2 separate regions of the Homo sapiens genome follow, and region 2 is linked to region 1. The links are chromatin loops, found by intact Hi-C in ENCODE. Cell type or tissue: IMR-90. All regions are shown on one strand. Links, peaks and the distances in the headings refer to the core of each region. The heading gives the core; the rest is flanking DNA.

Evidence for each region. A loop is a pair of places that touch in the nucleus more often than their neighbours do. Peaks named below come from ENCODE experiments on the same cell type or tissue, not always from the same donor. Only the 100,000 strongest peaks of a DNase experiment are listed, where the experiment ranks them.
Region 2: a loop joins it to region 1, with 6 times the contacts of the local background. A loop is called at or near these places in 2 of 110 quality-filtered maps.

What each region holds. Positions count from the first base shown.
Region 1 is chr4:158,112,938-158,129,367 of GRCh38, forward strand. GASK1B (golgi associated kinase 1B) reads right to left here. Exons shown (of 5, transcript NM_001128424.2): 5 at 11,537-14,677. The coding sequence ends at 14,470. Among named protein-coding and RNA genes, the nearest start is that of GASK1B-AS1, 50 kb to the right of the region's middle. In IMR-90, for the core only: no CTCF peak of the experiment used is centred there; a DNase peak (open chromatin) is centred at 8,464; H3K27ac peaks cover 2,675 bases.
Region 2 is chr4:158,013,827-158,030,256 of GRCh38, forward strand. The region is part of intron 1 of LOC105377509 (a long non-coding RNA gene); the gene reads right to left. Among named protein-coding and RNA genes, the nearest start is that of GASK1B-AS1, 150 kb to the right of the region's middle. RefSeq lists a silencer at 1,891-2,047. In IMR-90, for the core only: no CTCF peak of the experiment used is centred there; DNase peaks (open chromatin) are centred at 6,615 and 7,115; H3K27ac peaks cover 2,227 bases.

The sequences.
Region 1 (16,430 bases), core at 4,940-12,939:
ATCCAAGCTATTTCTTTCTGTAGTCTTTGTCATGATTTATAGGGTAGGTTTTTTTCTACCAAGGATAAAATGGAAGAAGACCAGAATGTAAAATTGCACAAAATACACAATTACTGACCAAAAAAAAAAAAAAAAATACATTGACTAGAGCTATTACGAAGGGTATTTTATATTATACAAAAGATTCTGATTATCTTTTCAAAGATGTCTGAAAACTAATGTTTTTTTTTTTTAGTAGGAACATTTGAAGAACAGAAGGGGAAGACTAAGGGAATTCTATATAAAATAAATTTCTCTTATGTATGAATAGTATCTGGCTAATGTTCCTGATTCTGTTATACACACAGACATTAACTGTTACAGTTTAATGATTAAAGGCTTGAAGAAAGGAAGTTACTAGAGACAAATGCATTCAATTCTTGTTCCCTGAGCTATCCCACGACCTAAAGCAATGCCTGGCATATAGTTGGCACTCAGTAAATATTTGTTACATGAAGGAGTAAATAAAGCCCTAGAGAAATCAAATTAGCAAGTGAATTCTTTAATCATCGCCAGCTGAGCACTACTTGAGCCACGAAAATCCCAAAGTGTAAATGGAATCTCACGGTTTGGGGTAACTCAGCCTGAGTTGAGCCTCTTATCCTGGTCATCCTAGTAGCTTGGTGTATAGGCAACTGTGAAAATAAATCAGTCTGTTCATTATGAAAAGAGAAAAAGAAAACAATCTAACTCTTTATATGGATTGGCTGTTTTGTGTGTGTGTGTGTGTGTGTGTGTGTGTGTGTGTGTGTCTAAATTTTTCTCAATGATGTATCCTCAGGTGATCTTCTCTCTGGTTTAGATCAGCTCTTTAGAGAAGACTATTGGTGTGACTAAAGCTAAGAAAAGTATATCTAAAGCCTGAAGCGCCTGTTTTGCATAGTGTTTCTAGAACGTTTTTAAAGCTGTTTCCCTTAGCAACGATATTTTTCTTAGAATGGTTAGTAAATTACCTTTGAATCTTAAAATATGTAATGGTCCACAATTATGTACAAAAACACTTCAGAATTAGTCCCATCCTACTTCATTCCTTGATTATTTCATGCCTATGTAACTCCTAGAACTTTCTAAATTACTTCCCATGTCTTCCTTATTCCTTTCCACAACATACACACCAATCTACTCTAACAAATATCTTCATCACATGGCTGCCTTTTTAAAGAATTTATAATAACCTCTCAATAAAACAAAATAGGAAAAAGAGCAAAACATTATTTGTTGCAAATCACTGAAATAAATAAAGAGGATGAAACTATGGGAAAGAATGCTGCATTTAGCATAAAACTGGTAAAATGACTACTACCAAAAATAGAGCCTAGGAGAAATAGCAGCTATATATAGTAGCATTTACGCCAATTGGAGGAGAACCAAAACAACTATGCATATTTCCCAGGTAATAAGCAATGTGTAGCTTTTTTGTTTTTAATTGGGTTCTAAGATACCTAAGAAGGATCTTTTATTTGGTCTTTCAAAGACTGGAGATGGGAGGAAGGGGGTGCATATTTGTGGGGGTCTAGTTCTGCAGCATGGAAAAGCACAGGAGGAGGGCTGACTTAGTGTCTCTAAAGATACTCTGTCTCATTGTTCTGAGAACAAAGCCCTAACCTAGTATCTAGAGATGCTGTCTTATTATTGCGAGAACAAAGCCCTAACCTAGTACCTAGAGATACTCTGTCTTATTATTCTGAGAACAAAGCCCTAACCTAGATATGCTGCCTGGTAGGTAGGGAGGGAAGTCAGAAGACAAGAACAAAACAGTAACTGCTGCTGAGCACAGAAAATGCATAGTATATCCCACACAAAAGTACAGAGCAATACCTGTGCTCTAGAGCAGCATTGGTCAACAGACATTCTACAGTGATGGAAATCTGTATCTTGATGCTGATATGGTAATGCAGTATTCAATGTCAATTAATTTAAATTCAATTCCAAAAACTTTAATTTCTCTGAAAACCTAGATCAAAACAAATATGAAAAATTTATAGCAAACAAATCACTGAAAGATGAAAACTGAGCTGGAAAAGCAGAAAAGAGACTTGAAGATAATAAAGTAATTGGAAGAATTAAAACTAATTAGAAGCAGTAAGAAGTAGAATAGATATTGCTGAAATAGAATGAGGTATATAAAGAAAACACTTGAGGAAATAGTACATATAATAAAGAAAAAATAAAGAAAAGGAAGCAAAGAAGGAAAATAAAATTGATTTGAAAGCAGATTCCATACACACATCATAAGTTTTTCTTAACCTGAAAATAGAACAAACAAAACCAAAAATATGTTCAAATATATATTGTAAAATCTTCCTAAAATAAAGTAAAATGTAAATATGTCGATAGCATATTTTGTTTCAGGAAAATACAATACAGAATGACCAACTTTAAGATGAGTCCTGAGAACGTATTCCTCAAAGAATATATGAAGGAAAAATAAATCCAAAAAAAAAAGAAAAAAAATCAAGAAAGAATTCAATGAGCCTTAAAATTGGAAAGCAAATCACCTAAAAGTTAGAGGGAAAAAAAACAGAGTTGCCTCAGAAATCTTATCACAATGTTCAATGTCAGATGACAGTGCTAGAATATGTCTACAGACTTTCAAGGGAAAAAATAAGAACTCCAGATTTTATATCAGCCAGATCATTGTTTACATACATAAACATAACAGAGTGAGATTCACAAATGAACAAAGCTCAGTGAAGATGGAACTTATGAGTAGGTATGTAAAAATTGCTTGATAATGAAGCCAGTCAAAAATGAAATGAATGAAATAAAATAAAAACATCAGGAAGGAAGAAGTTGTAATTGATGGTGGGCATGAAATCCATTCAAATATAGAACTAATGCACCTGTGACAGAGTAGGAAACAGAAGGTAAATATTAAGGATAGTAACAATGTAAGAATGATGGTAAATTTTTTAAAAGTTAATTTGTGAATGGAGGAAGTAGGGGAAAAATCTAAGAGCACAAACTTTTTAATCTGTCATAGGAAGAATAATGATATACTTTCTAAAATTGATGAATAAACAAAGAAATTTCTTTAGAAATAAATTATAGATTTTCTGTTCATTGTAAGTATCAGAAGAATGATCCATTTAGATTAAGCATTAGCTAAAAGGTGAATTATAAAAGGATACTCAGTCATTTCACAGAAACCAAGAACTAGGAGGAAACTTTAAAGCAACTAACAAAGAAATCAAAAGCCACAAGATTCCTTTCACATCAGATCTTCCTTGGGTATCTGTTTCCATATTTCTTCTCTCTTTCTCTACCTACAATTAAGTTTCTCCAGCTCACATAGAAGAAATCATGGCTAAAATCACTGGAAGATTATACATTATTACTTTAGTCTTTGGTCCTGGTTTCTTTTCCTCATTTTCAGTTCTAATATTCTAAGGGACTTATAGGTTATAATGTTAAGTGAAATAAGCCAGGCACAGAAAGACAATATCACATGTTCTCACCATATGCAGGACTTAAAAGTTATTTCATGGAGGTAGAGAGTAGAATAATGATTACCAGAGCACTGGGAAGTATATGGCGGGGGTGGGGAATGGGAGGGATGAAGAGAGGTTGGCTAATGAGTACAAACATACAGTTAGATAGAAGGTGTAAGTTCTAATGTTTGATAGCAGGGTAAGGTGACTATATTTATCAATACACTTTTAATTTATTACATATTTCAAAATAGCTAGAGAGAAGATTTAAAATGTTTCCAACACAAAGGAATGATAAATGTTTCCAGCCATGCATATCTTAATAACTCTGATTTGATCATTACACATTGTGTGTATATATCAAAATATCATACATACCTCATAAATATGCACAATTATTATGTATCAATTTTTAAAAAGAAAAAATTTCACCATTATAATAAAATAAAATTCTGAGGGAAGTATTCAGATTGGCCCACTTAGGTCAGGTGTTCAATTTTGAACCAATGAATTATGACATGAAACAGAGCTGAAAAAGAAGATTGTGATTTGCCCAGCTTAAGTCATATGTACATCACAGGACCTATTCACTATGGCCTGGAATCCAGGGCAGACGTGAGATTAGGGTGGACTGGGGTGGAAGGTTCCCAAAAGTAAAAGGTTATTGGAAAAACAATAATAAGTTTAAGTTGTGCTGTCTCAGATATAATGAGAGGTGCCACGTGTAGCTTTCACCATACACTGCAGTTAACATTATTCACCAGATATTTCTAGTGTCTTTCCTTTTCCGGCTACTTTTGTCCAGTGAGTTGTGTGTGGAAGTGAAAGGCCCTTCAGAACTTTGTCCCGCTCAGGCACAGAGATGGAAGCATTCAGGCTGTTCCATCAGCCCGGGTTTCTGGGAAAAGGGAGCTTTGAGAAAGCCACGTGAAGCTCAGGAGGAAGAAATATCTTGGGCTCTGAAATAAATTGTTTAGGTGAAGAAGAAATGTTTGAGGTCATGGATATCTTAATAACCCTGATTTATTCATTACAAATACATTACATTGTATGTATGTATCAAAATATCACATGTACATCAATATGGAAAAGTATTATGCATCAATAAAAAGAAAAAAGGCTACCATTTTAATAAAATAGAATAAAATTCTACAAAGAGTAAAACTCTCCTGCCAATCTGTGATGGACATGTGCTATGAGAAATCTCCCTTTGTGTTTTAAGCCACTGAGATTTAATGGCATTTTGTTACCATAGCTTTACTTAACCTACCCTGACTGACACTGTGACTGCACTGCTCCATGGTGGCTGACTATATCATGGCTAAAACAATTCCACTCTAGTGCATTTTGCTATTCTTTCTCCTCTATTGCTGGTAGGGAAAAACCTACTTTCCATTTCTTTGTTCCTCTTTCAGAGGAGGCTCCCACAAGGTTCCTGAGGGGAATCAGCTTCTTTACAGTCCAGGTTATCTTCTTAAAGAATACAGATACTGAGTCCTGGGACACAGGATGGAAAACACAGATTTGCAAGCACTCTTATCTGCAACAACAACCCATTTTAAAATTTTCACCCTGATACTTAATTTATTATATGCTCCCAGATTTATTCTTCACCTCTACATTTTATTTCAGAGCTCAAGATGCTTCTTCCTTCTGACTCTCATGTGGCTTTGCTCAAGCATCCTTTGTTCCAAACCATCAGACCTCCTAGGGCTATTACCAATGTCATACAATGTGGCCATAAATTACAATACAAGGAATTTGACAGAGAAAATCTTCATAAATGAAATGTGAGAAAACCAAAAAATGGTGAAAGTGTTACCCTTTATAAAGGACTATCAATGGGCTAAAGCAGTGGTTCTCAACTGGGAAATGATTGTGCCTCCCAGAGACATTGTGCAATGTCTAGAGAATTCTTTGCTGTCACACCTATAGGGGCTGCTACTGGCATCTAATGGGTAGAGTCCAGGGATGCTACTGAACATCTTGCAATCCACAGGTCAGCTACCCGTGACAAAGAATTATCTGACTCAAAAGGTCCCCAGTTCTGGGATTTAGAAAACCCAGGCTAGCCAGAACTTCCAACACTATGTTGAATAGGAGTGGTGAGAGAGGGCATCCCTGTCTTGTACCAGTTTTCAAAGGGAATGCTTCCAGTTTTTGCCCATTCAGTATGATATTGGCTGTGGGTTTGTCACAGATAGCTCTTATTATTTTGAGATACGTCCCATCAATACCTAATTTATTGAGAGTTTTTAGCATGAAGGGTTGTTGAATTTTGTCAAAGGCCTTTTCTGCATCTATGGAGATAATCATGTGGTTTTTGTCATTGATTCTGTTTATATGCTGGATTACGTTGATTGATTTGCATATGTTGAACCAGGCTTGCATCCCAGGGATTAAGCCCACTTGATCATGGTGGATAAGTTTTTTGATGTGCTGCTGGATTTGGTTTGCCAGTATTTTATTGAGGATTTTTGCATCGATGTTCATCAGGGATATTGGTCTAAAATTCTCTTTTATGTGTGTGTGTGTCTCTGCCAGGCTTTGGTATCAGGATGATGCTGACCTCATAAAATGAGTTAGGGAGGATTCCCTCTTTTTCTATTGATTGAAATAGTATCAGAAGGAATGGTACCAGCTCCTCTTTGTACCTCTGGTAGAATTCGGCTGTGAATCCATCTGGTCCTGGACTTTTTTTGGTTGGTAAGCTATTAATTATTGCCTCAATTTCAGAGCCTGTTATTGGTCTATTCAGAGATTCAACTTCTTCCTGGTTTAGTCTTGGGGGGGTGTATGTGTCGAGGAATTTATCCATTTCTTCTAGATTTTCTAGTTTATTTGCGTAGAGGTGTTTATAGTATTCTCTGATGGTAGTTTGTATTTCTGTGGGATCGGTGGTGATATCCCCTTTATCATTTTTATTGCATCTATTTGATTCTTCTCTCTTTTCTTCTTTATTAGTCTTGCTAGCGGTCTATCAATTTATGCAGCCAAAAGACACATGAAAAAATGCTCATCATCACTGGCCATCAGAGAAACGCAAATCAAAACCACAATGAGATACCATCTCACAGCAGTTAGAATGGCGATCATTAAAAAGTCAGGAAACAACAGGTGCTGGAGAGGATGTGGAGAAATAGGAACATTTTTACACTGTTGGTGGTACTGTAAACTAGTTCAACCCTTGTGGAAGTCAGTATGGCGATTCCTCAGGGATCTAGAAGTAGAAATACCATTTGACCCAGCCATCCCATTACTGGGTATATACTGAAAGGATTATAAATCATGCTGCTATAAAGACACATGCACACGTATGTTTATTGCAGCACTATTCACAATAGCAAAGACTTGGAACCAAGTCAAATGTCCAACAATGATAGACTGGATTAAGAAAATGTGGCAATATATACCATGGAATACTATGCAGCCATAAAAAATGATGAGTTCACGTCCTTTGTAGGGACATGGATGAAGCTGGAAACCATCATTCTCAGCAAACTATCGCAAGGTCAAAAAACCAAACACCACATGTTCTCACTCATAGGTGGGAATTGAACAATGAGAACACATGGACACAGGAAGGGGAACATCACACACTGGGGCCTGTTGTGGGGCAGGGGGAGTGGGGAGGGATGGCATTTGGAGATATACCTAATGCTAAATGACGAGTTACTGGGTGCAGCACAACAACATGGCGCATGTATACATATGTAACTAACCTGCACGTTGTGCACATGTACCCTAAAACTTAAAGTATAATAAAATAAATAAAAAGAAAACCCAGGCTAAAGTCAGGTTTTAATTAGAAATTTGTCCTTAATTAGGAATTTGCTTCTCTGGATGCTGCCACATCCCTCCTCTCTAAACATAACATATTCTTTCTGTCTGAGATAAAACTTTTGGTATCACAAGCAACAAAGGAATACTAACAGCAATACTCAATAAGAACAGCAAATAGCATTGCCATAATAGCCACCAAAACTCCTGGGAAAGTCATAACTGTCATTTGTTACCTGATTAAAAGAGAAGAAAATTGACTCCCTCCTAGGAGGAGCTACAGATTATTTGCTCATTCTCTTTCAAAAGAACTGAATCTTGCAAGTTTAATAATAATGTATTCTCAGAAAGTTAGAGGGAATATCTGGATCATAGTTGTTTCTTTTTTCTTTTCTTTCCTTTTTATTATACTTTAAGTTGTGGGATACATGTGCAGAACGTGCAGGTTTGTTATACACGTGCCATGGGTTTGCTGCACCCATCAACCCGTCATCTACATTAGGTATTTCTCCTAATGCTATCCCTCCCCTAGCCCCAACCCCTCCACAGGCCCTGGTGTGTGATGTTCCCCTCCCTGTGTCCATGTGTTCTCATTGTTCAACTCCCACTTATGAGTGAGAACATGTGGTGTTTGGTTTTCTGTTCTTGTGTTAGTTTGCTGAGAATGATGGGGTTTTTTAATACTCTTGAGAGCCTGAAATGAGTGTACAGAACAAAATATCTTGTTCTTCTAAACAGAAGCAGAGCCAATAACATAGGGTACTTTATAAACCAAATAGCGTCTGGTGTCCTGAAGCTAAAGAAACTGTCGGCACTTCTTGCAGAATCGCAGCTGTTTCAGTCTTATTCAGTGACTTGTCCCACTCTCTGCAGTCCAGTTTGCCTTTCGAAATATAGCACAGCTGGCTATTCTGCAGCAATGATTAAAGCCACTGACAAGAGTTTTTTTTTTATTTGTTAGCTCTTTGTCTCAAAAGCTTTAGAAATCTTGACAAGTACTCTTACAAAATACAGATAACTTTCTTAAAAGAAGACACAGATTTCTTAATATACACATGACTGTGCATATTTTTATCAACAAACTAAATACACTTTGGAGTCATGAGGATAAAATGGTACCTTTCTAAGATGAAAAAAAATGTTGAACAAATTTAACCACATGCAATGCCGTTTTAAGAAAGGAATCCTGTGACTTCATTGGCTTACCATGTGCATTTTTAGGTTGCAAAACAGTCTGCCAGCAACCCTTCTTAGTCAGACCTTTCTTACAGCAAAGCCCTATCCCGGAGGACTACAGAGCTTAAAAATCGGTGAAGATGTCATATTTTGACATAAGACAGCTGTGTGTAAATTGGAAGTGGGGCAAAAGATGACAGGAGCATAGACACTTCAAACTCCTCTAACAGGCCAAAATAACAGTAAGAAATGGTTACAGTTCTTTGCATAAATGTCAAGGAAATAATTCCTTTAGGAAAAATTCATTCATTTGTTTAGGAAATTGTTTAATAAAAAGCAGGAGCATTATGGTGATGCCCAGAAAACCACTGGCAGTAAATCATTCAACATTGACTATATTTCTCCCATACTCCAAAACACAATTTTTTTATTATACTTTAAGTTCTGGGATACATGTGCAGAACGTGCAGGTTTGTTACATAGGTATACACGTGCCATGGTGGTTTGCTGCACCCATCAACCCGTCATCTACATTAGGTATTTCTCCTAATGCTATCCCTCCCCTAGCTCCAGACCACCCCCCAACAGACCACCCCCCAACAGACCCCGGTGTGTGATGTTCCCCTCCCTGTGTCCATGTGTTCTCATTGTTCAACTCCCACTTATGAGTGAGAACATGCAGTGTTTGGTTTTTTGTTTCTGTGCAAAACACAATTTTAAAAGGGACTATCTGAGATCTTTTGTATTTCACAGCAAATAAAACAGGTAACTGGTAATTTTTAATAAATTAAAGGTTGAAGTGAAAATAAACTCGAAGGTTTGTTTCTGTAGTTGATTAAGTAAATGGTAGTGAATTTGGAATTGATGGTATGGGCTGAAAATGTTTAAGAATTGGTAAAGTAAACTGTCTCTCAACTTTCATTGGTTGAATAAAGTATCTCATTAAATATTCTTTACCAAAACCTAAGTTTTCACCTTTGCATAAAAACAAGGCTTTTAAAATATATTAGGTGAAGATCTTCTGAATGCAAATAATATAATTTCCCATCTTCTTAAATACACTGGAAAGCAAGCTTTCTTAAGCTGGGAGACCACAGACCTGGGAGGGAAGAGCTCCATAAATGGGTATCTGCAGATCTGAGAGCCCCATGAAACTATATACAGAACTGTATGGACAGCTGAACTTTTAATCAGCTTCTCAAAGAGATCCAGATCTCATAAAAGGCTAAATACCACTGGTACAACACAGAACATAAATTAATGCATTTCTGATAAATCAGTATATTCATTAGGTTGCAAAACAGTGTTAATCTATTATTGTAACACGACACTGGAACATGATGATGTCTGCAGAACATATTGAGGTGATTAGATCATTTAGCCACAATGTGACTCTGAACTATCATTTCAAGCAGCAATCATTGACAATAAACTATAGATAGGCAAACTCTTACTGTGAGTACCAAATCCCCTCTCTAGTCTAATAAGAGTTCATTTCTGGACACTTCTCAAAAGAATTGTTTTCCTACGTTTTTGCTACTGAAGATATAACTTAAAGCCCAATTACAGGTCTTGATTGATGGTTAACATGTTAAAAATTTACTTATTAATTCATGTATCTGCATTGTTTAACAGAGCATAACACATAGTAAATTCTCGATCAACTGTGCAATGTAATCATCAAAAGTTTCATAATATAAGTAGCTTTCTTGTTTATTCTGCTCTCCAAATGTTCATAAAACAGTGCCCTAAAATTATTACTACATATGAATATGCCTGTAAAACCTTCAAGGTTTATAAAGTTGAGATTTCTTATTTTATCTTGGTAGATAATAAATCTCTGAGAATATCTTGGCTTTCCAACTTTCTAAGTCAATTTCAACATTGAAGATTCTAGGTCAACAGTTTGTATAGACTGGGGCAAGTCACTTTGCCTCACTAAGCCTCAGTTTCTCCATCGGGAGGATGAAGTTGTTGGACAAGATGCTGACTTCATGGTCCCATTTTATTATAAAATTGTGTTAGCCAAGTGCTGTGGCTCATGCCTGTAATTCCAGCACTTTGGGAGGCCAAGGCAGGCAGATCACCTGAGGTCAGGAGTACCAGACCAGCCTGGCCAACATGGTGAAACCCCATCTCTGCTAAAAATACAAAAACTAGCAGGGTATGGTGGCAGGCGCCTATAATCCCAGCTACTCAGGAGGCTGAGGCAGGAAAATCCCTTGAACCCAGAAGGCAGAGGCTGCAATGAGCTGAGATCTTGCCATGCACTCCAGCCTGGGTGACAGAGCAAGACTTCGTCTCAAAAAAAAAAAAAATTGTATAAGTTGTATTTTGAAAGTTTATTAAAGTAAAATTTTCCAAAATGTAAAATCATGACTCTCAAGGAAATAAAATTATATGGCTCTGTGGTCAAATGTTTATTAAAGCAAAATTTTCAAAAGATAAAAAACTGATTCGTATGAAAATGTTAAATGAATATAAAGATTTTATTCAAATAATCAATTAATGATGGAACCGGTGAGATGGTAAAAACCATTTAAAAGAGTATTTCAAAAGCTAAATGTTTATAGGCAATATTAGGATAAGATTGTTGGACTAGATTTAAAACTGGTTAATGCCCAATTATTAAGGTTATCTCTTCCACCAGAAGGAAATTATTTGTATCTCTATGGAACAAAAGTCTACAAGTCTCTCCCCTCCTGCATTGTTAAGTAGCCTATGTAATAGAAAATTAATCCCAGCATTGCACTGAAAAAACACACAAAACTCTCTTCTGGCTATTTCCACGTTTCATATAATTTTTCTGACAAGTCAATTCTTTCTTTTTTTCTTCCTTTTCAACATTTATTTTAGATTCAGGGGGTAAATGTGCTGGGTTCTTGCCTGGGCATACTGCGTGATGCTGAGGTTTGGGATATGAATGATCCTATCACCTAGGTGCTGAGCATAATACCCAAGAGTTAGTTTTTCAACACTTGTCCCCCTCTAGTAGTCCCAAGTGTCAATTTTTATCATCTTTATCTGACAAGTCAATTCTAGTTATCTTTCATGCATGAAAGTTCTTGATTATTGTTTATGATACTTAATTTTTTAAAAAAGGTCTTTATCATCTTTATTTGACCCATGTTCAATTTCCATATAATTTTCAGATGAATGCTCTAAATGTGTGCTTGTTCTGTGCTGACATAAACATAAGAATTTCATAAGACAGTGTGTAAATAAATCTACTTCTAGGTATTTTATTCGTTATGTATAAGGTAAAGTATATTTAATGGCACAGTAGAATAAACAGGCTATGATTACAAGTCCAAAGATTACAAATATAATGATGATATCAAATATATGCACACACAAACACAATCCAACAAAATTCTTGACTCTCTTTCTTTTTTCACCGCTAAAGGTAGCAAACATTCCTCTGTACCTAGCTCTGAAAACACATCTACAAAAGCAAATGAACTCATCTGCAAAATAAAAAGCACATATCTTTAATTTCTAATGTTTTATTATAGATTTTTAAGATACATATTTATTTTTATATTATTAGCTTAAAGAAAGTAAGTCACACAAGAATAAGCTTTTGCATGTCTGCTAAGGTAAATTATTATATTATAAGTTTGTTATGAAGTTATAAATAAAACACATATTGTGCTTATGTGAATAAAACCACAGCATAATCGGAGTGCATTTGAAATGCACAGAGTATTCTCATTGTTTCAATAAGACAAAAGAAGAACATTACCTATTAGAATTAAAAGCCTGGCCTTCGGCTATCCATTAGTCAAAAATAATTCATCATGAATTACTCATTGATTACAAAACAAAATTGTTAAAAAGCAAAGGTGACTAAAATAAACATGTTCCTGGGACTTTCATTTAATAAGCATTTTGGAATAACTGGAGGCAAATAAACAAAGTTAAACCCTCACGTGGGAAGACCAGGCTGCCCAACAGCATTGTAGCTTGAGACTCAAAGTTAAAGCCAGCTTCTAAAAAGCCTGTTAGTCCTACCATCAATATGATAAATTTGGATAAAGATGGTAAAAAAAAAAAAATGTTTTAAGCAGTAAAAATGCAAATATGCCACCTTGGTAAGACAGGATGTCAGGCAACTTGCCAAAAGAGTTATTTCAAGTCAGTGGCTCAAAGTAGGATTCCAGTCTCCAAACTTTTGTTAGGCTAATTTTCATTAAGAGGATGATTTATAAGAGAAGAAAAGGATCTTAAAAATCCCAGAGACAGTGAGTAAAAGTGGAGACTCAAAAGAGCCAAGGAGTACTATAAATCTGTAGAAGCAGAGGGAGACACTCGGGTCAATAGAGGGAAAATTGAAGAGGAAGATAATCCAAAGCTCAACTGTCCAGGGGGCGAGCACAGCCCATAAGGGTGCTAAAAGTAGTACATGAATGTGAGCCTAGAAAAGCTACAATTAGATTTTCAAATGATCTCTCTCTCCTTGGTCCATCTTCTCTTATACTTAAAACATTATTTTGACATTTTGTTCTACAATTGTATCAATTAGATCTATAGATTTTTTTTTTCAAATCTAGCCTCTATTGTAACGTTGTTAGTAGTTCTCTTTCACACAGATATTGAGTTAACCTTGACCAGAACAAAGAAAATGTGGTGTATTTCAGCAATAACAGACGTAACCGTGAAAAGACAGGAGAGAATGTATTATAAACATTCTCAAATTGTATTTTTAAACTTTCAGGAAATGAAAAGTCACAAATAGAACTTTTAAATAAGGAGTAGGATGTGTAAGGGCAGGAAGGTAATGGTAATCTATTCTGAATTTGAAACTCCATGTGAATATCTACCATATGTGATGATCTTGGATATTGGCAAAGGACATAAAGATGCAACACATGAACCTGATTTGTCCATGTCTTCCAATCTGATTTAAAAAGTGTTAGAAGGAGTTTGGAGATGATTATTTGAGGCTTAATATTGTCCAAATTTACTGTTTTAGTTCTAGTCATGAGGAAAATTGATCAGACGCAGGTTTTAACTTATTTTGCTCATATTACTCATGTTGAAATAAGCCAGATAATATATTGAAACACACTCAATATTTGAACCAATTCTCAATATCTGGGCAGTAACCATTAAATCAAATTAAATATAAGTACATAGAACAAATTTTAAGGAATTCACTATTATTAATAAAATATACATAAATTATATTACATTGTTGGTAAAAGTAACAAAATTTTTAAAGAGACATCCATTTTAAAATGATACTCTGTAAGTACATTTTCAGATAGGTAACTTCATACTTTAGAATTATTTAATTTCTCAGCCACTAGATACAAATTGGACCAAAATAGAGAGAGTAAAACTCTTTAACATATAAATTGTCAGATGTGAATGATTTCCATAGGGACAACAAAATAAATTTCTAAAAAGGAATGGAAAATATGATTCTTGTACTTAAATGACTGATTTTTTATAGACACAATAGAAAATATACTGGTGATTTTGCAAATAAACCAGCATTTCTGTTTAAATGTATGGTCAGCTCTGATGCTCTTGCAGGCTGTAAGCCTCAGTGTTCCAATGTAGAGTTGCCTCAGGGTAGTGTAGAGACTGCTCTATGTTAACAATCAGCAACAGAAAAACGTCAAGAATTGTTCCCATTAGTATTTGGTCAGAACAGTCAAAACGGCACAAAATATGGTTTATTAATGGAGTCAGTGTCTCTGGTTTGCAGTTTTCTATTAAACAGCATGACAAATGTTTTCAAAACTTAGCTAGAATAATAACTGAAATTTCTGTTGTCAGATGTTCAGACTGACACATAGCATGATGTTAGAGAAAAATATAAACAAATATTTCTCAAGTAGTTTGTTTTTCAAAACCTTTTTAAGTATGCATACAGTGCTAAGTCCCATTATAGCTACTTGGTTAAAGTCATTTATTTTACGTATTCATCTACACTGCCTCATTGCTAAACGGGCTTGAGGTTGATGTGCTTGATTTAAAAACAAAACCAAAAATGCATAAATATATCTAACACCCTAGCCAGAAGATTCTTTTGTCATTCATTCATAGGTAATACTTTGACCCCGTGTGCATTGATATAGGTGATAAGAATTTTGGCTCTGTGTTCTATTACATCGATAAGCTTTTCAATTCCTTGTCTACCTCCTTGACTTTCCCAATACACTTTATCAAGAAACAGAGACTGAAGAAGTTTCTGCCGTAAGTGCTGGCTCTTCAAAACAGAAACTGCAGAAGCTGGAAACCTGAAAAGATAAAATGATATTTCAATCTTAGTAATTGCTTGGGAATAGTACTCCTTACCCAACTGTCCTGCCTTTCATTAATCTGTCATAAATCACACTAACAAATGGTATCTTTGAGAACCAAAACATTTTTGTTACTGCCAAGATGACACTTCTCTTAATAATAATATACTAGAAGAAAGTGTTTCCAGTGAACTGAATATTCTACACCATTCAGAACATGACAGACTTCTTACTTAAGGTCATTCCGTACACTCAAACAAAGGCATGGAATTGGAAAGGATTCTATTAGATTGGCAGAAATACTTTTCTTAGTCTTAGGCTCATTTCACCTGTGGAAACCCCTTTAATCTGTCAAGTAGAACAGTATCCTCAGATGTGTCAAGGTGGGATTTTATGCAAGAAAATATGAGAGACAAATTGATAATGACAACTTCAATAAAGTATTCTGCCTGAATAGAAGTTACACAACTGAATTTATGTGAAATAATAAAAAATGTGTGTACTAAAATGAGATAAGATTCATTCAAAAACATCAAATTAAAGAAAGAATTGTCTCTGAGTCATATTATACTCCTGGAGCTCTGAGGATTTAGGATCATTTTATTTAGCTAGAGTGTTAAGATGTTTTCAAATAAATTCAGCAAAACTCAAGTTTCAGAGAAAAGTTTTAGTTCCACAATGAAAGTCTCTCTGGAAAACCTAAGACCAATTTAGAGGGGTCTTTGCTGAATTACCTTAAAAGAATGCATTGTGCTTGCTTTTCTTCGTTTAGAAAGCCAGGAGTCCAGCATATACATTATCTGAAGGACTTAGCAAAATTTCTAGATCAAAAACATAAGTAATATTTTGCTAAATCCCCAATTTGACATTTCTCAACTTTCACTAAAATGCTGATAAAAGCACAGTAAAAATATTGTTTTAAGAGTACATTTCTAATAAACTCAGTTATACCTCAAAAACTATAGTAAGAACATATATACTTGCTTAAAGAGTACACTTTGCCAGAAATTTCAGGCCTTCTAAGCACCTCTTCCAAATTTCAATGGAGCACAATGGAGATGGCACAGAGGGTGCCCGAAAGCCAAGGATCAGGTGCTCCAGCAGTTCTGATGCTGCAGAAAGAACAAAGGCCACGGCGCCGGACTTGCTTAATGTGTGTGAGGAAGTGCGGAATGAAAGAATGTTTATAAGATGCTCTGAGTTCCCTGAAGACATTACTATATAGTTTAGGGCCTCAACTTTAGGGGCTCTAGTATTAAGTAGCATTTTTGCTTTATGAAGTGTTAATAATCCATGAATTGTCAATTCTATAGCCCTTCAACTAATTTAACTGTGGCAGAATGTATGAGATGAAATCGTTAAAACCATTAGATCTCTTTAGTGGCTAATCCTTTTCATAAAGGAAAGCAAAAATATTACCTGTCTCTGCACTACATTGATATAATAGTAGGAATATTCAGTGCATAAATTGGGGGTTAGAAAAGCCTTCATTTTTGCTTTTCAATGTGTGAATTATATTTTCAAAGAAGATTTAACTTCAAACCCATTACTCCTCATAATGCATTTAAATGTAAATCTTCTTTGAAAGAAGAAATAAAGATATTCACATTTACATGAATGTATGAAATGGATGGACTGTATTCTTCAGGCACTCCTAATTCTAAGAGGGAATTTAGGGATTCAAGAAGACCCTGCGATATCACCTTAGTAAGTGATGTCTTAGGAAAGTAAATTTTCCGATACATAAAAT
Region 2 (16,430 bases), core at 2,895-10,894, 100 kb before region 1:
CTATATAATTTTCCTATTTAAATCTATTTTATTTCTCTTGCCTATTCACAAGCTCAAACAGAAGTCTTCTCCTTTTGCTATGTGTTTTTTTCTCCTTTACAAATTGGACTTCTTTATTACCAGCACAAAGCTTTAAAAATCCACATAGACCAGAGTGACCACTTGACTCATTTTTCAGAGATAACAACACTAAGCTCTTTTTATTTTTCTTTAGTTGCACTGGTGATTATCATAGATCACATTGCTTGATAGATACATAAGGCATGAAAATTGTTGGCCACAATGTACTAGGGAATGGTAAGGAAGATACTCTGAGTCATAACTAAACCATGGGGTTTAATATTTTGTTTCATTAATTTAACAAATATATAGTGCATGCTATTCTACTAAGTATATACAGTTCCAGGAACTGAGAATACAGTAATAGTTATTGTTTATACAGTAATGAGGAAAAACTTAAAACATATAATTAATAAATGCTATATGGGACCAGGTGCAATGGCTCATGCCTGTAATCACAGCACTTTGGGAGGCCAAAGCAGGCACATCACTCGAGGTCAGGAGTTCGAGACGAGCCTGGCCAACACGGTGAAACTCCATCACTACTAAAAAAAAAACGAAAATTAGCCAGGTGTGGTGGCATATGCCTGTAATCCCAAGTTACTTGGGAGGCTGAGGCAGAAGAATTGCTTGAACCCAGGATGAGGAGGTTGCAGTGAGCCAAGATTATGCCACTGCACTCCAGCCTGGGTGACAGAGCAAGACTGTCTCAAAAATAAAAAAATAAAAAAATAAAACTCTGCATGGTCTGTCTCATAATACCACTAGAAATAGTCCTAAATTGTGAATTAACTATTTTAATAGATTTGCTTTTAAAGCTGAAACATATGAAACTTATAAAAGACAATAAAATCACATATGTACTGTTTTTATTTATTTACATATCTAGTTCTCCTATCACTAGACTAAGTTTTAATCCCCAGTAACTACCTTTGCAAAGCATAAAATAATCAAATACATATTCATTTAATCATTGGATTTAATTATAATCCCAAAATATTAACTTAGAAAACATAAAACTGTCAAACCTCAAGTATCCTCAATGTTAAAGCTTTTATTTTACTTTGAATTTCTTAAAACAGGTTCAACTTTCCCAATGCCACTTGGTTAGCAATTGGCAGAAATAAATAGAAATTTGGCTCTGCTCAGAACACATCCTTTTCATTGAAACTTTTTTTTCTATCAAGGCTTTTAGTTGAATTTTTTTCAAAGTGCCACAAATATAAAAGAGAATTAGCACTATATTTTAAATATAAAGCAATACAAATAAATAAAATTGGGTTGACTATTGATTAAACAACATTTCCAGTACCTTCTAAAACTTATTTTCTTGTGACATAACTTTTCTTCTGAAAGATTAATGCTAGCTAGAGATAGCTAGTTGTTTGCCAAACACTAGGTCGAGTTGGGTATTTCTGTGTACCGAAGGGTAGAGTTGCTCTGGAAACTGGCTTCTCTCACAGCCTTGCATGAAATTAGGGTCAGATGATTGGGTTCTGGCCAAGAGAATGTGAATGAAAGTGACATGAACTAGGACTTTTCAAACTTTCGTTTTCATAAAGACCACCTGAGAAACTAGTTAAACCATCTATTCCTGAACTCTACCAACAGTTTCTAATTCAGTAGGGCTGGAAAAAGGCTGGTTTGTGGGTAATGCTGATGCTATCTGCCCATGACTCACACACTGATATACATGACTACTACTTTGCCCATATCCAGTAAAAAAAAGAGATATTTTTAATAATATCATTATTTCTATGTTATGAACGAACAAAAAAGTAACCATCTATTTACAAGTAGATAACAACTGGTTATATTCTCTACCATCAATTTTTGTTGTGGACAATTACAAATTCCATTTATTTGTTTGTTTGTATGTTTTGGACAATTACAAATTCCATTTATTTGTTTGTCTGTTTGTTTGTGTTTGAGACAGAGTCTCACTCTTGTCACCCAGGCTGGAGTGTAGTGGCACCATCTCAGCTCACTGCAACCTCCACCTCCCAGTTACAAGTTATTCTCCTGCCTCAGCTTCCCAAGTAGTTGGGATTACAGGCACATGACACCATGCCCGGCCAATTTTTGTATTTTTATTACAGACGGGGTTTCACCATGTTGACCAGGCTGGTCTCGAATTCCTGACTTCAAGTGATCTGCCTGCCTCAGCCTCCCAAAGTGCTGGGATTACAGGCATGAGCCACTGCACCCGGCCACAAATTCGGTTTTTAATACACATATTGCAAAGGTAGAAAATCCTATTCCAACCAGGGGATAGTTATATGAAAAAAAAGTTGGCAGAAGAGTAAGAACTATGAATTTAAGACATCATTTGTTGTCTCTGTATTATTCCCAAGAAATCATAGCCAAAAGAAAGAAAAAATGATGCAAAGTGAAAAAAACACTAGCACATATTTTATCCTTAGAAGATCTCTACTGACCACCATGATGGTGGTAATTACTTTATGATGTAAACTACAACAATTAAGCTATTCCTAGCACACTTATTATGAGCTTCAGAAAATCACAAGGATGCAAACACAACTAAACTACATTAATGTGGACTCTCTTTTCAGCATAAAAACAAGATGTTCTACGGGTATGCCAGGAAAAGGTTTTTGGCTTAGGCAACTCCTTCCAGAAACAGTTACTCTATCCTTCAGTCCACTTTTTAGTTTACTTATAACCTTCTCACAGCTCAATAGCTTCCCTCTTCACCTTCATCTTTTCACCTCTGGCACAATGTGGAAACAGCTCATCCAATGCCTAACTCAGTCTCCATGGTTTCAACCCATTATTTCAACATCCTTATAAAAACATTCTTAGTACTCCTGGAGTAAAATTTTATTTCACAATATGTCTGCTATTTATGATCCCCCTATATCTGCTTAAGCCTGTAATCTTTCAAAGCAAGCACCTTCAGATAGCTTCCCGTTATTAACTTGAGATCAAGGATTAGTCTCCACTGTATAGTAATTATTCAAGGTGGACAATGAAGGTTTTTGTTTTTCTTGCCCTACCACAGAGCTGAGAACTCTACCCAAAAATTATGTCATCATTTTTTCCTGCATTTGTAGTAGGCATTAGCATCATTTGGTGAATGGGATGCTTGATGTAAAAAGTAGTTACAACTTGCCTAATAACACAGTCAACATTTTTAGGAAAGTTAACATTAGAATGGAAGACTCACAAACCCAATATATGTATATATTGTATATGTACATATATTGCGTATATGTATATATTGTATATGTACATATATTGTGTATATGTACTAACATATACACAATATATGTATATATTGTATATGTACATATATTGTGTATATGTACTAACATATACACAATATATGTATATATTGTATATGTACATATATTGTGTATATGTACTAACATATGTATATGTATACATATATATTCTAAGCTATTTAACCTTTAGTAATAATTATATTGTAAAAATTAAAATGGCCCCAGAACACCCAGATCTGTGTTTGCAATAAATGAAAAATTGACAAATTATTTATATTTCATTATCTCTCTCGATTATATATTCCATGTGGCAGGCACCACACATATCATTCATCAATCACAATAATACAGTGCAGCATGGTACGACGAATCTAAAAGGTGCTTGGTAAATATTAGTTAAATCAATGTTGAAAATATTAAGTAAAAATCATAAAGTATGCCTGAAGAAACCTCATTTATTCCTGGCTTTTTTTTTCTTTCACTTTTATTTTACTTCGTGTCGTGGTTAAGAGCACAGCTTCCAGAATCAGACTGCCTGGGTTATAAGTCATGGCTCCTCTATTGAGCAAGTTACTTAACTGCTTCGTTACTCAGTTTCCCCAGCTGTAAAAAAAGTATAACAATGCCACATAACTCAAATAAATTTATGAGAATTATATGAGAAAGTTCACATTGACCTCTTGGGTTAGTATTGTAATCAGTTAGTAATTGTTCACTATTATGAGACTTTTCACTTGATATTGGTAAACAGCTCTGTTTTTTAAATTTATGATAAATATACCAATCATACAGAGATATAAAGGATGGAAATTAGATCAGAGAATATCACAAAAATATGTTCATCATAAAATAAATAAAAATAATGGGTCTTTATATTTGAAATCATGTCTAGAACATTATCTAATACCCATCATTTCATTCTAATTAGGGCCTTATAGGTAAATAGAGTTTCTTGATATTCTATTGTTTTATTTCAAGACAGGAAAATAAAGATATGCCGCATTTTAAAGGTGCACAGTTGCTAATGAAGATACCTGAAATTCAGCTGTCAGCCCTCTGAACCATATATTAGATCAATTCGACAGTTTATTCAGTTAGTACCACTGGCAGAATTTCTCCATAATTCTTACCATATGTACTTTTTTCTGCATTTCACTTCCCTTTTTGCTCTTTTGCTCTCTCTCTTCAACTTTATCTACTTTTTGTTGCAATTGTTTTGGTGATTTTATTGTTATCATTGGTGGTGGTGCTGGTGATAGTGGTGGTTTTTGGAACAATTGCTTTTCCTTCCCTAGCTATCTCTTTATTTTTCTCTTTCCATGACCTAAGAAGCAAAAGTGCCCAGTAATACACAGGAGCCTTGCTTTGTTAGCAGAATTTGTCATTTGAACTATGTGACCTCTATAATCATTTGTTCTACAGATGCCTTCTTTAAAGACTCATTTCGGAACAAGAAAAGGCTTTCAGACATTCTCCAATGACTAGCAGCATTTGCCATCCATCTTTAAATGGGTAATTCCCCTGTCAAAGACCTAGTCTCCTAGATAATTATATGCAGAGAACTATTATTTATTTTCCCTGCCAATGCACTGGAATCATACCAAATAAATCATGTGCTGTGGTATTAAATGTTGGTGAAATAAATGAACATGAGGTTTTAGAGTGACATGTCTTGGGAGTCAAAAGTACCTATGAGCTAAGGCATTTATCTCACTTGTTCAGGAGCTGACATTGGGTTCAGTAATTGGAAATTCGCATCATAATATTACAAAGGACAAATATTCACCCATTTCCATTGAGATGGCTTCCTCTTTAAAAGAATTATTTAGAGAGATTTGCACTGCTCTCTTGATATTGATAGTTTATTCAGCTGTTGAACAATAACTTAGGTTTTTCCAGACCATCATTCTGCACATGTTAAAGAACTCCCAAACCACCAGGCTGGCTTAGATAAATATCAGACTCTGGATAACTTTGGTATCAAGGAATAATGTGAAAGATAATCCTCTTTTCCTAAAAAGATGGGATGGGGAGCTACTTTTGAAAATAAGGTTTAGAAATAACTATTTTACTGTGAGATATGTTTATATTATACTAATGTATGCAATAAGTAGCATACAATTTTATTTTAATCACTATATTATAATTCTATGAATCTTACATATAGAAAAAGAATAGTAATAAAATATTCTCATCTTGAAAATGAGATAGTGTATGGTGGTTTTTCACTTTTCTATATTTCCTACTATGAGTGTTAATTATTTTTATATTTAAAAAATGAAATTAAGGTTACTAAAAATATTTTAAATGTTAGGGCATAATACATAAAGTAACACTTTCTCCCTTGTATCTCTTTATTATCATTCAAGTTTTCTTGCTATTCTGTCTTAACCTGTACTGTTCCTTCAAGTAATAAACATCAAAGGATTACTGTATTAAAATTACTCGAATTAATATGCTTTATTGTAAAGTATAATTAGTGTCAAGTAATTGTATCACTAGCTCATGATGTAGCTCAAAATGTAAAACAGACACCAGGCTACCTGGAAAGCAGGGAACTCCAGCTCTGACATTACTAGCAGGGTCATCCTAGGCAAGTTACTTAACCCCTCTTTGTTTCATTTTCCTTACACATTACAGTGGGATAGTAGTAGAAACCACTTCACAGATTGTTGCAAGATTAAATGAGTTATTATGTGTAAACATTTAGAACAGAATCTCACACATATTAAGTTCTATATGTGTCGTATTATTCTAGATTTTGGTGGACTTCATATGAGCATGATAACTATATAAATAATAATCTTATATAATCATTTCCTCTGGGTGCTTCTCCAGTGCTCCTAATAAGTTTGATGCTAATCTTGTTCACTAAGTCTCAACTCCTATCACAATACCTGACACACGGTAGACACTCTCTATATATACGTGGAATGAATAAATCTATAATAACTATTACAGTCAAGATGCTGTGTCTAAAAATGAAATCTGATACATGAATATAGTCAGTCATCTGAAAATATCAAGGATACTCTCTTTTTGCTAAAACCAACAAGGAAGTATTTCAGTTGAATTATTTTTATAGGCCCTTATACTATTGTTTATCTATTTCAGTGAGAGTCTGTTATTCTTTAACAACCTTGCATTCTTTCTTGATGCAGAGCTTATGTTGAATCTTAGGACTGTGTTTTCTGAATGGGGTCAACATGTGTTTACCATCTGGCTTTACTGTGTGTTACTTTCAAAGTCCATACATTGAAATACAGTAGAAGCCTCTTTATACCACATAAAGCACTTCATGCTAAGTTCCATTGGCCTGGTCCCCTGACTATGAGTCATAGTCAGCTGGAACATTGCTTGAGAATAACTTTACAAGGCATTAAGAGAACAAAAGATTTTAATGACTGGCTCAAAATGGTCTGGAATTGTGAATGCTTTCAAGAATCCATTTATATGTTGTTTCATTAGGAGCATCTGATGATTAGGAGTATGTGAGGGGCATGTAACATTTTTTTAACTTGTTCAGACAAATTATAACAGAATATGATAGTAAGTTTCAAGCTCAAATTTGCCTGTTAATCATATTTAATCTTTCTTTGTAAACTTTATTTTCATAGCATTACTGTATTATGGAAAAGAAATAGAGTATGATATTTTAACCCTTGGATCAATCTCAGACTGTTGAGATCCTTTCAGTTCTGATTTAGTACAATTTCAGGATGTAGGAGGACATCTCAAAATATTTAAGTGGTTCTATAAGCCTGAGGCTGGAAATGAATCACAGAACCATTTTTCATCTTGTCAGTCGCCGACATCATGCTTAAGGAATTCTTACAGCAAAACAAATGCCTATTCAGAGAACGTTAGCCATTCTATTCCTTGATATTAAGTCAAAGCAGTAGTCTCTACAAAGAAGCTTTGAAAATATGCCACTTTGTAAAATGTAATATTAATCAGTATGTTCATTCCTCACAAAGATAACACTAAAATGATAGGAACGAATTTAACAACTCACACACCCTGGGCCAAAGAGGCATTAATCCAGAACTAAAAATATGTTAACATTATAAAGATATAACCTATCTGGATTTCATCTAGCGTAAAAAGAGTTGTAAATCTAAGAGGAGTGATTTTGATATATTATTGCTGATTTCTAGATACTCTGAGGAAAAGCTATAAGATTTAGAGGTAGACAAGCCCTGTTGATCACATCCAGTCCAGTTTTTCTTCAGCTTTAGCTGCACTTTAGGATTACCTGCGGAGCCTTTATAAATCTCTATGCTCAGGTCAAACCCTAACCCAATTAAATCAAACTCACTAGGAGTGGGAACCTAGATGTCAGTATTTTTTGAAAGCCCCCTAAGTTTTCCTATACAAAGTCAATCAAGGTTAAGAAGGTCAATCACGGCTCTAGTTAGAGTCTGGTGGTGTGGCCAAGAGTGTAGGAGCTATCTTTGGACATGTTGGTGAGAGGTGGGTGACTAAAGGCAGGGCTTACTATTAACATGCATTGGCACCTTCTTAAGTGCTTTACCTGTATTATCATGTTTAATCCATTCTAATGGGTAGAAACTGTTACTATCAGCACCGTTTGTACAGATGAGGAAACGAAGAGAAACATCATACAACTAAGAATGGTAGAAAGAAGATTCAATCCCAGGCATTTATTTATTTAACAATTACTTATTGTTTATATATTATACCAAATGCTGCGACTTGTTGGAGTGCCCACATGCTTCATGTAATAAACAAGGAGATGTATTCTACCAATAAACACCTAATGATCAGTATGGTTGGGCGCATTGGCTCATGCCTGTAATCCCAGCACTGTGGGAGGCCAAGGCGGGCAGATCACCCAAGGTCAGGAGTTTGAGACCAGCCTGGCCAACATAGGGAAACCCCGTCTCTACTAAAAAATACAAAAATTAGCCAGGCATGATGGCACACACCTGTAATCCCAGCCACCTGGGAGGCTGAGGCAGGAGAATCACTTGAACCCAGGAAGCAGGGCTGCAGTGAGCCGAGATCGTGCCACTGCCCTCCAGCCTAGTTGACAGAGCGAGACTTTGTATCAAAAAACAAAACAAAACAACAACAACAAAAACACCTAATTATCAGTTGCTGTTTTTACGTGTGTGTTGAAATCAAATGTAAAAAACATACTGTTAACCTCGGTAGTATTGTGGAAGAATTGATAATTCTAACATAGGTATAAAGATGACCGAATTTCTATCTCCATCAACTTATGTCTGGCTTTCAAGTGGTCAGCAAAGTAGAATCACAGCCATTATGATTCCAGCAACATTGAACCAGATCATAAATCTTAAAATTCACATATATTCAGCACCTAGATGAAACAATACTCAAGGAATAAAATTCTTAAGAAGAGAGAATGGATTTCACGGTGTAAATTACATTCTCTCCAACCCTCTGGAAATGGTGTATTGTTTAAGACTTGCCTTCTGCATGGGATTCCCAGGGATGAGGTGGCTACAAATAAAATGATCTAATTTATGTGCAGTGTAAGAAACGCATTCTTTTCATCCTACTTACTAACTCTAATTTCCTGCTTTCATAGAGAAGACATAAGAAAACCACTGAATATTTAAACTGTATTTTACACCATGGCTTTCATTAAGAGTATTTTCTGTATTTAAGAAAATCTCATAGATTGAAAAACAACAGTTTGAAGATATCAAATACCTTCTCCCTTTTATCCAGATATGAACAAACCGATTTAGACCCACATCTGAGCAAAAATGATCTTATACATAAGTGTCAGGAAATTAATAAACATGAGTTTGAAATGAACTAATTCTTTGATCCAGGGATCACCTATAAGCATTGTTTCAGGGCAATTAAAAAAAACTGAGGTCACTTTCGAAAACTTTCCTCAGCTACTGGCAAATATGCAATGGGGTATTCATTTCTTTAGCTTTATTACCATTAAAGAGAATTTATTATTAATGGCTAACAAACATATAAAAAATGTTCAACATCACTAAGCATCAGAGGAATATAAACTGAAACTGCAATGAGATATCATGTCACACCAGTCACAATGGCAATTATTAAAAAGTGAAGAAATAACAGATGTTGGCAAAGATGTGGAGAAAAAGGAAGATGTGGAGAAAAAGGAATACTTATATACTGTAAATGGGAATATAAATTAGTACAACCTCTATGGAAAACAGTAGGGGGATTTCTCAAATAGCTAAAAATAGATCTACCACTTGATCCAGCAGTCCCACTACTGGGTATCTTACTCAAAGGAAAGGAAATCATTACATCAAAAACACACCTGTACTCATACGTTTATCACGACACTATTTACAATAGCAAATCTAGTGCCAACCTCAGTGTCCATCAACAGATGATTGGATTAAAGAAAATGTGGTATATATACACAATGAAATACTATTTAGCTATAAAAATGTATGAAATCATATCTTGTGCAGCATCATGAATGGAACTGAAGGCCATTCATTATCTTAAGTGAAACAACTCAGAAACAGAAAATCAAATACCATACGTTCTCACCTATAACTGGAAGCTAAATAATGTGTACACATGGATGTAGAGTGTGGAATAATAAACACTGGAGACTCAGAAAAGGTGCTGACAAGAAATTACTTAATGGGTACAAAAAACATTATTCTGGCAATGGATACAGTAAGGGCCAAGACTTCACCACTCCTCAATATATCCACATAACAAAATTGCAGGTGTACCACTTAAATTTATACAAATAAAAAGAAAAGAATGAGTTTCTGAAATGGCTAAATGTATGTCATTAATAGTAATTCATACTTCTGTGTGAACAACAATTTGAGAATAAGCTTTTCTATGGTCTTAGGAAAGGGCACATGTGACTCCTGAGACCTGGGAAGGTTGGAGAGAAGAGCAGATATCTGGAATAGGACAATGAGAAAGTGCATGAACTCTAGGAACACTGAAGGCAAATTCAACCATTTCACAAACCTGTCTTGAAACCACTTTTATAAGGACTCAAGGGATATCTGAGAAGGAAACTAGAAAAACTGCTTTTCATTTGTTCCTTGATGATGCACATTTCCTAAGGCTAACTTACAATAAAGACTGGATTTCACAATATCAAAAGAGCATAAAGGTATTTTAACTGTAAATAACCCCTTTAGCACAGAACAAAATTTGAAAATAAGTAAATGGATATCCTTAAAAAAGATCAGAGAAGAAGAAGAGAATGAGAAAGGGAAAGACTCACATTATTATTACCATTGTCACCATCATCAATTCAGCTCAATAACCACTGAAATCAGGTGTTTCAAGAAATTTTATCACAAAATACAAGATTGCAAATAAGAACTATATGAAGAACTATATTGGTGTAAATGATACAAGCCATTGAACACACTAAAGAAGAGAATTATGCTGCAAAATATGTGAAGAATCAACCGCGTGCGTATGAAAAGCAGATCAAAATAATGAGATTTACAGAAGTAGAGAATAAACAGAAAACCACGATTATCTCCAAATGATAGATTTCTAAAATACATTAAATACACATTATGCATAATATAAAGGTAATTTCAATAAGCTTATGCTGAAGGAAGATGCTGTTGATTCTAATAACTGTACTGAATCAGTAAGTAATGCATCATCCTCTTGCTGTCACTTTCATTTATGAAATTCAAATTCATTTCTCCCAAAAGAGATAGAAGTAAGGAAGAGAAAAAGAAGTGAAAATTATAACCCTCCCAGATCAAAGAAAACAATTTCAAGCAATAAATATGAGTAGGAAAATAATGTCAGCTCTTGAAATTATATATCTCATTCTTAGGACAATAAAAGTAATCTTTCCATGTATTAAAGAAACTTTTTAAAAAATAAACTTGAGAAAGGCTAGACAAATAATCTTATCAGTTACTAGTGTTGTAAAACAAATCTCCAAGAACTTAATACTATAAAACTAAATAGTGTTATTATTTCTCATGATTTTGATCTGTTGGGAATGCATAAATAGCTTGGCTAGGCAGATGTGTCTCAGGGTCTCTCATGAAGTGACAGATTGCAGGTGAAGATGTGGACGGGGGAGAGTAGAGATGACCAACCATCCCTCTCTTCATATAGTCTCATAGCTTTTCCATGTGACCTCTTCACATTAGGACAGTTTACACTCCTCACAGCATGATGGCCTCAAGGCAGTAGTATTAGTCACATTGCAGCTCAGGACTCCAGACTGCATGTTTCAGTGATCAAGGTAGAAGCTGAGTCTCCTATTATGACCTAGCCTTGGAAATCATCCAACACCACTTTTGCCAAACTTTGATAGTCCAACAGCCCAGATACCTTCTTTGTCTCATGAGTATGGGATATAAATATTATCTTTCAATTGGAATATAAAAGATGTATTGTAAAAATATCATGTGAGATGGGAGATACGGCTATGACTATCTTTGGAAAGTGTAATCTGACACAAATATGTTACAAGTATATTTTTTGCTAGACTGTAGCAAAAAAAAAGACAATAATGTGGCAATAAAAATAAGAAAATATCTCATTTAATTTTCTCATTACCCTTTTAATTTATAGTTTCAAAAATTGGGGAAGTGGCCAAGATGGCCAACTAGATGCAGCTAGTGTGTGTGGCTCTCATGAAGAGGAACAGAAGGGGCAAGTAAATATAGCACCTTCCACCAAAACATCCAGGTACTCACATTGGTAATAATCAAGGAAACAACTCAACCCACAGAGAATGGAGAAAAGTAAGGCAGGATGACAGTTCGCCCAGGAGCCACATGAAGCCAGGGAAACCATCCTCCACTCAGGGAAGTGATGAGTGAATGTGTGACCCTGGGAATCCATGCTTCTCCTACAGATCTTTGCAACTCTCAGATCAGGAGATCCTCTCATGAGCCCACTTCACCAGGGCCTTCAGTCTGACACACACAGCTATGTGGAGTTTCGGCAGAGCAGCTGCTCAGGCACACACACAGACCCAGGAGCCTGAGATACTAGGGCTTTCCAGGCTTCCCAGCAAAAGCAGCTGCAACTCGGGCAAAGTGGGAGGTTAGACCCCTGTACATACCCCTAGGAAATGGGCTGAATCCAGGGGGCCAAGCAGCAAGAGTCTGTAGGCCCCACTTCCACAGCACCTCACAGTATAAGGCCTACTGGCTTGGAACTCCAGTCAGCAGCCAGTAGCAAAATTTCACCTCCCAGAGACAGCTCCCAAGGGGAAGGGCAGGCCACCATCTTTGCGTTTGGGCCACTTAGTCATTCCAGCCTTTGGGCTTTAAAGAGTCCAAGCCAACCAGGGACAGAAGGGATCCCCCAACACAGCTGCTCTGCAAAAATGTGGCCAGACTCTTTTTTTAAAGAAGATCCCTAATCCCATTCCTCCTCACTGGGTGGGACCTCCCAACCAGGCCCTCCAGCCAACCTCACCAGAATTCTCCAGCTGACAGAGTTTTGAAAGCTTCCTGGGATGGAGCTCCCAGAGGGAGGGGCAGGCTGGCATTTTTGCTCTTTGGGCCACTTAGCTGTACCAACCTTCAGGCTTTGAGGAGCCCTGACCAGTGGTGGAAGTGGTACCCCAGCACAGCACAGCTGCCCTGTAAAAACGTACCCAGACTACTTTTTTAAGCAGGTCCCCAAACCTATCCCTGATCACCAGATGGAGCCTCCCAGCCAGGGTCTCCAGCTACCTTTGCTGGTGTTCTCCAGCTGACAGAGGTTTCAAACTTCCCTGGGACTGAGCTCCCAGCAGGAGGGGTGGGCCAATATCTTTGCTGTTTGGGCAACTTAGCCATTCCAGCCTTCAGGCTTTGGAGTGTCCAAGGCAACTGAGGGCTGATGCAGACCCCCAGCACAGCAAAGCTGCTCTAGAAAAACATGGCCAGACTGCTTTTTAAAGTGTTTCGCCAACCTTATTTCTCCTCACTGGGTAAGACCTCCCAACCATGGTCTCCAGCCACCTCCTACAGGTGCATTCAGGCCAGCAACAGGTCTGTATCTCCCTGGGATGGAGCTCACAGAGGGAGGGGTGGGCTGCCATCTTTGCCGTGTCACAGCCTTCACTGGTGATACCTCTAGGTACTGGAAAATTCGAGGCAAATACAGACTGGAGTAGACCCCCCCAGCATATCACAGCAGCCCTACAAAAACGTGGCCAAACTGTTAAGTGGATGCCCATTCACATATCTCCGCACCAGGAAGGTTCTCCAAGCCTGGGCCTCTAGTCACCCCCTGCCAGGTCTATTAAGCCAACTCAGCAACTCCCTGGACAGAGCCTCCAGGGGCAACTGAAAGCCTCTCTGCCACTGTCTCTGCAGTGGAACTGTCCTTGCTACTCTCAGACTAATGAAGGAACGAAGACTCTAAATGCCTTATCCACACCTTCAACAAGCTGTAGTCATCCCAAGGAGAGGAGGCCAGTCCATCTTCCACAGGTTGCACACATCCCCCACTGCTCATCACAATACAGGGAACCCCAGTCTTGGGCCCACAACACAGACCCTTCTTCCTGGGCTGACTGCACTGAGCAATTGCTGACCCACATCTCTCTGAGGTGGAGCCACCAGGGGACAAGCAAAGTGGTGGAGCAGCAAGCCAGATGATATGGAACCCAGAGGGTTTGGTTCAGGAGTGTGTGTAGCAGAGCCTTACCAGAGACGGCTGTTCTTCTAGGCTCAACTTACTCCCATAAAAGACTTTAGCTCTAGGGGAACCATCAGACCTGCCCTCTGCCCAGTGGTCTTGCATGTCAAACAGGGCTGGTCCAACCTAAGCACCCCTTGGTCTGCTGACCTCTCCCAGAACCCCAGCCTGGCCATGCCTGTTTACGGAGCAGTCTCAGGTGCCTTTGGGATCCACAGCACAGCTTCTGTGCTGGCAGACAGTGCCTAAATGGTGGACAGCCTTAGCAAGGCAGTCCCTTTGGCCATGCACCAGCCCACATGTACCCTCCCCATACTGCAACTTCCCCTGAGCTGAAATGAAAGAAAAAAATTTAAAGGCAGTTGGAAAGAAAGGTCAGGTCACCTACAAAAGGAAGCCTAACATTCTAACGTGGACCTCTCAGCATAAACCCTACAAGCCAGAAGAGATTGGGGGCTAATATGCGACATTCTTAAAGAAAATAAATTCCAACCAAGAATTTCATATCTGGCCAAGCTAAGCTTTATAAGTGAAACAGATTTTTTACCACAGATCTGCCTTACAAGAGCTCCAGAAGAAAGCACTAAATATGGAAAGGAAAAATTGTTACCAGCCACTACAAAAACACACTGAAGCACACAGACCAGTGACACTATAAAGCAACCACATAAACAAGTCTGCAAAATAACCAGCTAACATCATGATGACAGGATGAAATCCACACATAGCAATACTAACCTTGAATGTAAATGGGCTAAATGTCCTAATTAAAAGGCACAGAGTGGCAAACTGGATAAAGAACCAAGACCCATGGGTCTGCTGTCTTCAAGAGACCCATCTCACATATAATCACACACATAGTCTTGGAGGAAAATCTACCAAACAAATGCAAAACAGAAAAAAGCAGGGGTTATAATTCTAGTTTTTGACAAAACAGACTTTAAACCAACAGAGATCAAAAAAGACAAAGAAGGGCATTACATAATGGCAAAGCATTCAATTCAACAAGATCTAACTCTTCTAAATGCATATGAACCCAATACAGGAGCACCCAGATTTATAAAAGAAGTTGTTAGAGACTTTCAAAGAGACTTAATCTCCCACACAATAATAGTGGTAGATTTTAATACACCACTGACAATGTTAGACAGATTATTGAAACAGAAAATTAACAAAGATATTCAGGACCTGAACTCAACAGTGGATCAAATTGACCTGATAGACATCTACAGGACTTTCCACCCAAAAACAACAGAACACATATTATTTGCACAGCCACATGGGCTATGCTCTAAAATCAATCACATACTTGGAAGTAAAACACTCCTCAGTCAATGCAAAAGAACTGAAATTATAAAAACAGTCTCTCAGACCACAGTGCAATCAAATTTGAAATCAAGACTAAGAAATTCACTGAAAACCATACAGTTACATGGAAATTGAATGACCTGCTTCTGAATTACTTTCGGGTAAATAAGGAAATTAAGGCAGAAATCAAGAAGTTACCTGAAACTAATGATAACAAAGATACAGCATACCAGAATCTGTGGGACACAGCTAAGTCAGTGTTAAGAGGGATATTTGTAGCACAAATGCTCACATCAGAAAGACAGAAAGATCTCAAGTTAACAACCTAACAATACAACTAAAAGAACTAGAGAACCAAGAGCAAACAAATCCCAAAGCTAACAGAAGACAAGAAATAACCAAAATCAGAATGGAATTGATGGAGACTAAGACATGAAAACCATTCAAAAGATTAACAAATCCAGTACCTGATTTTTTTTAAAACATTAATAAAATAGATACACCATTAGCTAGACTAATAAAGAAGAAAAGAGAGAATATTCAAATAAACACAATCAGAAATGACAAAGGGCATATTACCACTGACCCCACAGAAATACAAACAACCATTGTAGAATATTATGACCACCTCTATGCACATAAGCTAGAGAATCTAGAAGAAATGAATAAATTCCTGGACACATACACCCTCCAAAGACTGAACCAGGAAGAAATTGAATTCCTGAACAGAACAATAAAGAGCTCTGAAATTGAGGCAGTAATAAATAGCCTACCAACCAAAACCAAAAAACAAACAAACAAAAAAAACAAAGCCAGAACCAGATGGATTCACAGCTGAGTTCTACCAGATGTACAAAGAAAAGCTGGTACCATACCTACTGAAACTATTCCAAAAAATTGAGGATTGTGGAGGAGGGACTCTTCCCTAACTCATTCTATGAGGCCAGTATCATCCTGATACCAAAACCTGGCAGGGACAAACACACACAAAAGAAAACTTCAGAACAATATCTCTGATGAACATGTATATTGATGCAAAAGTCCTCAATAAAATACTGGCAAACAAAATCCAGCAGCACATCAAAACGCTTATCCACCACAATCAAGTAGGCTTTATTCCTGGGATGCAAGGTTGATTCAACATATGCAAATCAATAAATGAGATCATCACATAAACAG